Linked DNA regions of Homo sapiens: region 1 is linked to region 2. Evidence: chromatin contacts called from ENCODE Hi-C or POLR2A ChIA-PET data. All regions are on one chromosome and are shown on one strand. The core of a region is the stretch at or near the end of the contact, and the rest is flanking DNA. Distances in the headings are between cores, read along the strand shown. Region 1 overlaps LOC105374660 (a long non-coding RNA gene). Region 2 overlaps LOC105374660 (a long non-coding RNA gene).

The links. A loop is a pair of places that touch in the nucleus more often than their neighbours do. ChIA-PET counts read pairs that join two places held with the same protein, here RNA polymerase II (POLR2A). Pooled maps may share reads with other maps.
Region 1: a map of mammary epithelial cell shows a loop between it and region 2 (4-fold over the local background). The contact joins two enhancer-like sites. A Hi-C loop is called at or near these places in 4 of 168 maps with a recorded cell type or tissue (Caco-2, lower leg skin and mammary epithelial cell) and 1 of 50 pooled maps. POLR2A ChIA-PET finds 5 or more read pairs at or near these places in 1 of 52 experiments (MCF 10A).

What each region holds. Positions count from the first base shown.
Region 1 is chr5:13,566,228-13,570,961 of GRCh38, reverse strand. All of the region lies in intron 3 of LOC105374660 (a long non-coding RNA gene), which reads left to right. Among named protein-coding and RNA genes, the nearest start is that of DNAH5-AS1, 290 kb to the left of the region's middle. RefSeq lists an enhancer at 2,559-3,758. Within about 2 kb of position 2,986, at least 4 of the 41 ENCODE cell types and tissues checked have a DNase peak (open chromatin) inside an H3K27ac peak, as active enhancers do; they include mammary epithelial cell, where a contact is called at or near this core.
Region 2 is chr5:13,508,815-13,513,538 of GRCh38, reverse strand. The region is part of intron 4 of LOC105374660 (a long non-coding RNA gene); the gene reads left to right. Among named protein-coding and RNA genes, the nearest start is that of DNAH5-AS1, 350 kb to the left of the region's middle. RefSeq lists a silencer at 2,706-3,000. Within about 2 kb of position 2,863, at least 2 of the 41 ENCODE cell types and tissues checked have a DNase peak (open chromatin) inside an H3K27ac peak, as active enhancers do; they include mammary epithelial cell, where a contact is called at or near this core.

The sequences.
Region 1 (4,734 bases), core at 1,737-4,236, 57 kb before region 2:
CTTTCAATAACTCCACTGAAACATTTCTGATGATGGACGTCTTCCTGAGGGCTATATTCAGGAGGTTTTTTTCCTTAACCTGTCTTTAGCTTTTGACTCTAATGACTACCTCTCCATTAAAGCCCTGCTTTCTTCCTGGGTTTTCACTTTTCTGAGAATTCTTGTTATCTCAAAGAGAAAGAACATTTTCTCCCTTTCTTAGTCATTTTCTACTGTTACCTACTTTGTAACATTAATCTTGTGACTGCTAGGGGTTCAATAATTACCTCCATGCAGATGATTTTGCTATTTTAATGAATTCTAAGGCCCATTTTCTAATTCACTGATGTTTATCTTCACCTCATATTGGCAAGAGTGCTTAAAGATCGACATGATTGATCAGCCTATTTATCCCTTCAAATACACTCCTTCTGAATTCTGGTTTCTATTATTGACCAAACTTTCCTTCCAGCTCTCAAGCCCCTCTTTCTATTCACATTAATTCAGTTCCTACTGATCTACCTCATCCATGACTCTTGAAACAAGCTTTCTATACTCATTCCCACTACAACTACCCTAGTTCAGCCCTGAGTTGTCTGTAGCTTAGATTTTTCAATAGCTGCTTATTTTGTCTCCCTCCCTCAGTGCCTTCCAACTTCAATTTCACCCACATACACGAGATGAATCCCCCTAAAGCAAAACTCTGCTTGTGCTATAACTCGATGTTAAAGTTGAAATTTCAGCAATATACTAGACTAGAAACAGATTTTCAAAGGAGATATCTGAGAGTCAGCTTCATAAATCTGATATTCCCCACCCATAAGGAATGTTTTGGTGAGTTGGGAGATTGAAGTTGGGAGATGATTTTGAGGATATTATTGGAAAGAGCTGTGCTGTGAGCCCTACCCACTGGCAATCAGCGGAGATGGGTGGATCTTCAAGACTAAACAGGGGTGCTTCAATGGGGGGAACTACATGTTCCCTGAAGTTGAAGGATACTTCAGGATGATCCCTAGCTCCTGCAAGAGGAAGCTGAGGCAGTGTTTTGCAACCTAGTAAAGGGCTACACCAAGGATGCCAATGCACAGCCCCTTCAGCAGGAACATGAGTCTGGGATGATTTGAAAGGGGATTCCGCTCCAGAGAGCAGATGTTGGAGTGGAGGGACCCAAGTAAAGTTGTGTGAAGAACACTGCTAGGGATAAAAGCTGACTGGGGATGAGGAGAGGCTGGTTGAAGGCAAGATCCAGGTTCTGTCAAGGTTGTTGCAGGCAGTCGGGAGTGGGTGGGGGCACAGGAGACTCTGAAGAAAGTATGTGAGAAGTCAACTTCAAGTAGTTTCTAGGTCCAGAAATTACGAAACCTTCTCACAACAGTATTAGACAGGATGAGTTTTTCCAACCACCATGTTCTTCCTTCCCACTGCTACCCGCTTCAATCCTGGTGGACAAGAAATACCAGCTGGCAAGTGAGACAGCTGTTCATCATGAGGTAGAAATAAAAGGTCAGTTGCATGCTGCCTGCAGGCACCCAGTAGCCCATCTGCTGCTGAAAGAAGGGCAAGGCATTACATCTGAATGAGGGTTGAAGGATTGACCAGTGTATTAAATCTGATAAACTTAATCACTGAATTAAGATTATATCTGGGACAAAGTAACCATTTCTATCAATTAAGATTGACCAAAAATGAGACTCAGCATTTTTTTTCCAGAGAAGGAGGATAGTCTTACTGAGCAGATTTAAAGAGATAGTGAGAGACTCCTTAAAAAAGTTGATTTCATGATGACATGCTATATAGGTCTTGCTTGTATGGTGAACTGGACAAAATCACTGATGTTTTTTCAGGGTCTCCTGAAATAGAGCAGACTTTGCATGGTGACTTTTAGGGCAATCTCTTTCTCTAGCCTCATTTTTTCACTTATTTCATGCCTATCCTGGTGTGTGGTGACTGAAAGAGCAAAGATTTGAATAGCATGTTTGCTACTTACTAACCAGGCATTTTTGGACAGACTCTATAGTCTCCAGAGCCTTTATTTCCTTATCAGAGGTCCCAGTTCATCTCGTGTTGCTAAAACAAAATATCTCAGGCTGGGTAGTTTATAAAAAACATAGGCTTATTTGCTTATAATTCTGTTGGATGCAAAGTCCAAGATTGGGCAGCTGCATCTGGTGAGGGCCTCATGCTGTTTCAACTCATGGCAGAATGTGAAAGGGGAGCAGGCATGTGCACAGAGATCACATGGAGAGAGAGGAAGCAGAAGAGAGAAACCAAGGAATCCAGACTCTTTGTAACACCTTGCTCTCATAGGAACTAATCCAGTCCTGTAAGAGTAAGAACTCTCCCATAAGAAGGATTTATGAAGGATCCATCCATTCCATGACCCAAACACCTTCCACTGGGTCCTACCTCCCAACACTGCCATACAGGTGATCAAATTTCAACATGAGTTTTGGCAGGGATAAACCACATCCAAACCATAGCATCAGTAGAATTGACTAATTGTGTACTATGTAAGTTTATTGTGAGGATTTAATGGGAAAATGTATCTAAAATACTTAACATCATGTATTAGTTATCTATTGCTGTGTAGCAAATTACCTCAAAATTTAGCAGCTTAAAAGAACACCCATTTATTACCTCAGAGTTTCTTTGAGTCAGAAACCCAGAGCAGGACAGCTGGGTGTTTCTAGCTCAGAGTGTCTCACAGGGTTGCAATCCAGGTATCTGCTGGAGCTTCTATCATCTTGAGGTTGGACTCATAAAGGCTCCATTTCCAAGCTCCCTTCTGTGACTGCTGCAAGGCCTCAGGTCCTGGCTGGAGATTGGCTGACACTGGAGACATCAGTTCCTTTACATAAGGCCCTTCCATGAGACAGCCCACAATGTGTCACCTGGTTTCTCTCAGAGTGATTGAGGGAGAGAGTGATCAAAGCAGATGTCACAGTATCTTTTAAATCTAATCTTGGAAGAGATCTTTCACCACATCTATGTTATTCATTCTGAGTAAGTAATTATGTCATTATATTCAGCCAAAAAGCATGAGAAGAATGCACAGGGCATGAATATCCAGAGGCAAGGATCATTGTAGGCCATGCTGGAGGCTGCCTGCTATACACAGGGTCTACAATAGATGCTATTTCCTGCTTTACATATCCTCACTCAGACTTCTGTATACCTTTCTCTCATTTCTCCAGTTGAAGGCGTTCTCTAATTCTTCTGAGTTCATGGAACATGTTGTTTATTTTTCTTATCACTTTCTTCCTTATATTTATTTGTTCATTAAATGATGACACTCTACTATGATGAGGATACAGAGATGAGATATTTTTCCTGTCCCCAAAAAGGGCCACCAAGTTGCTCAACTCCAAGGGAACTGGCCATATTGTATACAATATGCCTTTAATTGGGTCAAAGAGGTGCTTTTTTTCCCAAGGAGCCCATTGTTTAGCAAGAATAGCAGATTTGAAAATTAGTAGTCATAATAGTACAGTGAAAATCCAGAAAACTATCTGGTGAATCTGAGAATAACTTCATGGAAGAAAAGAATATGTGAGCTAGCATGGAAAAATGAAAAGGAGTTTTCCAGGCAGAGAAAGAAACAAAGTACATTGTAGACTTCAAAGAGTAAGCAGTTTCTGCCATCCCAATTCTCTGTCCCATTCTCCCTGTTCCATGAGGGCAACTGGCAAACTAGAGCTCACAGGCCAAATCAGGCCTGATGTAAATACAGTTTTATTGCAATACAGCCACATCCATTGTTTTACATATTTTCTCTAGCTGCTTTTATGATGCAACAGAGTTGAGCAATTGTGACAGATTTTTTTTTTTATGGCCCGCAAAGCCTGAAATATTTTCTGTCTGTCCCTTTAGCAAAGACCGTTGCTGACCTCTGCTCTCTGATATAGTGAGAGCACGTGGTACAGAAGTAGGTGCTCAGGTATTTGCTAAACTAAAGAGCTGAATAATCACCAGTTGGCTGTGATTCCTTTGCAGCTGAGTAACAAATGAATCAGCATTTAGTCAACAGCTTAGATGATTTCTTACCAGTGATTCTCAACAAATGTTCTAACTGACACATGGCTGTCCATAGTAATGAGAGTCTTTTAAAGCAAGAAATAAACAGCAATTGTGCTAGTCTCTAGATCTGAGAGAAAATGATGTAGTTTTTCTAGCTTAGGATATGTCATTTAGATGCATTTTTAATGAATATTTTTTCTTCCAAAAAATCAGCCATGCAAGTCAAGGAAAGATATGACAGATATAACAACAGAACTTGTGTAAAGAAAGGATGTTATAAGCCTAATAATAGCATGAAATAGGAGAATTTTTCAGAATTTCCTCTCCACTGAGCTTGAGGAATATCTTTCATGTCATTGATTGTTATAAGAAAATCCAATGTCATCAACCACAAACTCAGCATCAAGTGGCTTACACAATTTTTGCAGTTGGGCATGTTCATATTGTTCATAAACATAAAGTGGTACCACAGGCACATTGACTTAACTTTAATGAACTACAAGAAATTTCAGATATTAAAATGAGGTAAGTAATAGAAATTTGTTGAAACATTTCTTTTAAAAAACTTAGATACCCACTGAATAAACCATAGTGTCATAAATATTTGTATCAAAATAGAGTGGTGATTAAAATTTCAGCTTTTTTGTCTAGTCCCTTAAAATGGAACACAAGAATTATTAGAATGATAAATGAACTGAAATGTTTCAGAAAAACCAAATTTCTTTATTCCTTTTTTTT
Region 2 (4,724 bases), core at 1,614-4,113:
AACAGCATGGGAGAAACACTGCCCCATGATTCATTTACCTCCACCTGGTCTCTCCCTTGACACTTGGGGATTATAGGGATTATAATTCAAGATGAGATGTGGGTGGGAATGCAAAGCCTGACCATATCAAATGCCATCTGCATGTCCTGGCCCATGGCCTGCTTCCATTTTCAAAGCCAGCAATGGCCAGTGGAGTTCTTCTAGTGTTGCCATTTTTACTGCCTTGTCACCCATTTAAGAAAAATGGTAATTACTCTGGGCCTGCTGGAATAATCCCATGTAATCTGTTTTCTGTTTATTTTAAAGTCACATGACTAGTAACCTTAATTTCATTTACAAACTTAATTTCCCCTTGCCATACAACAACCTAGTCACAGGTCCCAGGGATTAGGATGTGGAGATCTTTGTGTGTTTGTGTGTGTGTGTGTGTGTGTGTGTGTGTGTGTGTGTGTGTGTGTGTATGTGGTGGGGGGCATTATTCTTTCTGCCTAGAGCAATAGAGAACAGCTGCCCTCATTACTTTCTTCTCCCTATCGCAGGTTCCATAGCTTGGTGCTTTCAGCATACATTATTTCTAGGTGTCAGAGGGCTATCTCATGCCCTGATGATGTTATACTCAAAATCCTAATGTGGGGACATTGAGGCCAAAATTCAAGTTTCAAGATAGGTCTAAGAACAGCTTTTCACAGAACTCTATTCTGTAGGACATGAAAGAGACTATATTAAGCAAAAGTGTTTATGGTCAAATCAGATTGAGAACGCAGATTAAGCAAAAACAAACCCTGCCATTTATTTGCTGAAAGATTTCTAATTGCCTTTATCAATGTGCATTGTGGTTCTCCAGGTGGATACCATAGTATGCAGGCCCTCTCAAATTTATTTGGCTACAGAAAGCTTGTGATTACGCCGCATTTAATGGGGCTAATGACCTGTGGAACACACTGTGAGACATTTTGGTATAAAAGCGTCGTAGAGTGCTACAGAAAATTAGGAGTCTCTCTGGGCTTCAGGATCCATAGGAAATTGATTTCTAGAGTTCCCAACATTTTATTGCCTTGGCAGTTCCTAAAACAAATGAATCATCCTTTGGGGACTGCAAGTAATTTTGCCACTTAGGAACCTTTATAGCAGGAGATTGTAGGAGGCTCGCTTGATAGCTCCTTAATTCAACTTGTTCAAAATTAAACTTACTGTCTTCTTGCTCCCTCTCCCCAATTTACCTTACTGATAGGGGCTGAGTTGGGTCCCCTAAAATTCGTATGTTGAAGTCCTAACCCTCAGTACCTCAGAGTGTGACCGTATTTGGAGATAGGGTTTTTAAAGTGGCCATTAAGTTAAGATGAGGTCATTAGAGGGGGCCCTAATCCAATATGACTGGTGTCCTTCTAAGAAGAGGAGAGCAGGTACAGAGGGAAGGCCATGTGAAGACACAGGGAGGAGTCGGTCATCTACAAGCCAAGGAGAGAGGCCTCAGGAGAAGCATCCTTGCTGACACCTTGCTCTCAGACGTCTAGCCTCCAGAGTTGTGAAAGGATATATTTCTGTTGTTTGAGCCACCAGTCTGTAGTACTTTGTCATAGCAGCCCTAACAAACTGATATACCTGCCTTATTAAATTCTTCGTATTTTTTCAAACGTACCCTCATCTATTTCCATTTTTCTTATATCCAATGTACTTCTAAGCTTTGGCATGTTTTCCTCCATGTATTATCAGGCTCATCCCATCTTCCTCTCTATCCCTGTGCCTACCATGCTTGCATAGGTGGTCCTTGCACACCAGCCTTTTCTTGTGATTGGTCAATATTCCCATCATGCTGTCTTTCTTTACTGCCACCTGTCTTCCTGGCACACTAATGTCATCATGTTGTTTCACTTCCTGGAGAGAGAATGGCTTCCTGCTGTACACCCCATTAGTAATAGTTTACAGTCCTACCTGGTCCTGCCTTAATTCCCGCTCCAGTCAGCACCTGGGGCTCTAGGGATACAGTGGGGTTTATTCCTGCTGCCTTCCCTACATTCACAGTCGTCTCTCTGCCCAGTGCATTCTCCTTCCTCCTTTTTACCTATTCAGATCCTTTTACCTTTTAAGACTTGGCTCCTGTCTCCCTGCTGCCCTTAAGTTTTCCAATCCATGTGAGTGTGCTCCTGCTTTCCCACCGCACTCACCATGCTGCCCTGAAATGCAGCTTTTCTCAATAAAAATAAAACTGGCATCCTCAAGATTATCAGAAAAAAGAGAATGAGCTGGTGGAAAAGAACATCCAGTCCCCGTCCTAGACTAGATCCCTGAAAATCACTTGGGATTATTCTCTAATTGCTGTTGCTGCAGTCATGCTGGCCTTTCCTATAAAATACTGGCTCAAATGTGGAAAGATGACCCCTTATATAAATATCTTTTACAATTCCTGCATAAATATCCTACAGATTCCCTGAGAAAATGCATTTTTTAAAGTCGCAAAAAATGGAACCTTTTTCCTAGTTTACTAACAAGTAAGAGATGAAAATAAATGCATTTATAAAATATAGTCAGTCCCTTAGGATTGTAGACCAGGCATGCTAGCCTGGATTCCAGAGGAAAATCACAGACTTCCAAGGTCCTGTTTTGCTGGTTCCTGGCATGATTCTACAGGATAAAGCTTGCTTTGATCCCTTCTGCTCTGGTTAGTCACCTCAGCGTCCAGATCAAAGGGGAGGCACTGAATTCCCTTTCTTGGACTCACAGCTTTGAAGACGTGCCTCTATTCACATGACTGACACTGAGAATGATTTCTCCTTTATGGTAAACACATATGCTCTGCCTTCTGAGACAGACTGAGACTTGCAAAACCACAAAAGGTTGATACTACTGTGTAACACAATGACCATAAGGATCACGAGGCACTGGCCTACAGCCATGGACATCAGTGAAGGTTCGTTCTCTCTTATGCACAAGTCTTGATTGCACAAACTCCAGTGTCAAGGCAACCTGACTATGACAGTTGTCATTTTATTCTTTGTCAGAATTGATTTGGTAGATGCATTAGTTTCCTATTGCTGCTATAAAAGTTACCACCAACTTTAGTGGCTCAAAACGACCAAATTTATTATAGAGTTCCATAGGTTAGAAATCTAAAAAGGGTTGGCAGGGCTGTGATGCTTCTGATGACTCCAGGGGAGAATCCAATCCTTGCCTTTTCTGGCATCTAGAGGCTGCCAGTACTCCTTGGCTTGTGGCTCATTCTCTCATCTTCAGAGTTAGCAGCACAACATCTTCCAATCTCTCTCTCTTTTTGCTTTGTTGCCTTTTCCCCACTCAGCTCACATCATCACATTTCCTTGACTCTGACCCTCCTGCCTTCCTCTCATATGGACTCTTGAGAAGGCATTTGGTCCACCAGGATAACCCACAATAATCTTCCCACTCTAAGGTCTTCTAGGTAATCACATCTGCATAGACAGTTTCCAGGAATTATGGTGTGGACATCTTTGTGGGCCCGATAATCTGTCTACCAGTATGGATATGAATTGATAGTAAGTGGCCTCTTCTACCCTCAGCTAATAACTTCAAAGAGGATGACTATTCAGAAAAGTAAACAGTCTTTTAACCAAGTTTGTAGAAGTAGTTCAGCATCTCTATTACAATCTGAAATTATAATCTATTGTTTTATATATGTGAGTATGTATTTATGCAGATATATAAAATATATATTTCTTATTCACCAAATTATCTATCCTTGTACAAAGCATATAATAGATTCCTGATAAACTGTTATAAAAGTATAATGAATTTAACAAAAATCTAAGAGAATATGGTAGAGAGAAAAGACCCATCACCCCATTTCTTTTAACCATTGTTAAGTGGGAACTGATGAATAAATAAGAAATAGAGAAAAATGAATTGTGTTAAAAGACAGATGTATTAAATGGTGTTTTGCAGGGCTGAGGGGAAAGTAGATACCTTGGAATAGTTTATAAGTTTGAAGTATGTGAGAAAGTATTTTTTTCTACTTTTTAAAATGAGCACACTTACACTAGAGAATATTATTTCCAGAATCACACAGCTCCACTCGGAACTGCAGGATAAATGAAACAGTAAGAACAGAAGTTAAATGATGATTAAAAAACAGCATGGCAGAATTTAAACCTGCAGATTAAAGATGAAAAGTTTTGCCAAAGACTGTCAGGTGAGACATCTGCTACCTCACATGAAAGATGCCTCAGGGCACAAGATAGTTCTTAGAAAGTGCTTGTTCTGGATAAGAATTTTAATTTTCACTTAGTCAACAGAATAATTAGTAAAGATTAAGGAAATGCACCCTGAAGTTTCTTGGTAGATAGCATTTACTTGGCATAAAGTTCGGCAGAAATAAAAACTTATCAGTATAACCATGCATGATTTCTAAATTAGGCGCTGCTACGTGATCTTACCCAATCAAGCTGAATTGATAGCTTATCTGGGTCTCAAAAACTACCTACGTTAATTACAATAATATTTATTGGCATTAGATCTTTTGATTTGAGGCTGACTTTATCTCCACCCAAGCAAGTCAGGAGGAAAATGGATCTATGCTTTGAGTGGACAAAGAAATGGTTTAACTCAGTCCTGAGAAACGTTATTTATTTTCTATTCCATTTATAGTTCAGTAGTGTGCCTTGAAGAAGCATGGGGTGATGTGAAAAAAGAATCACAAAGATTTGGGGTAACAATCTGGCTCTTCACATTACAAGTTGGGTAATAGTGAGTAA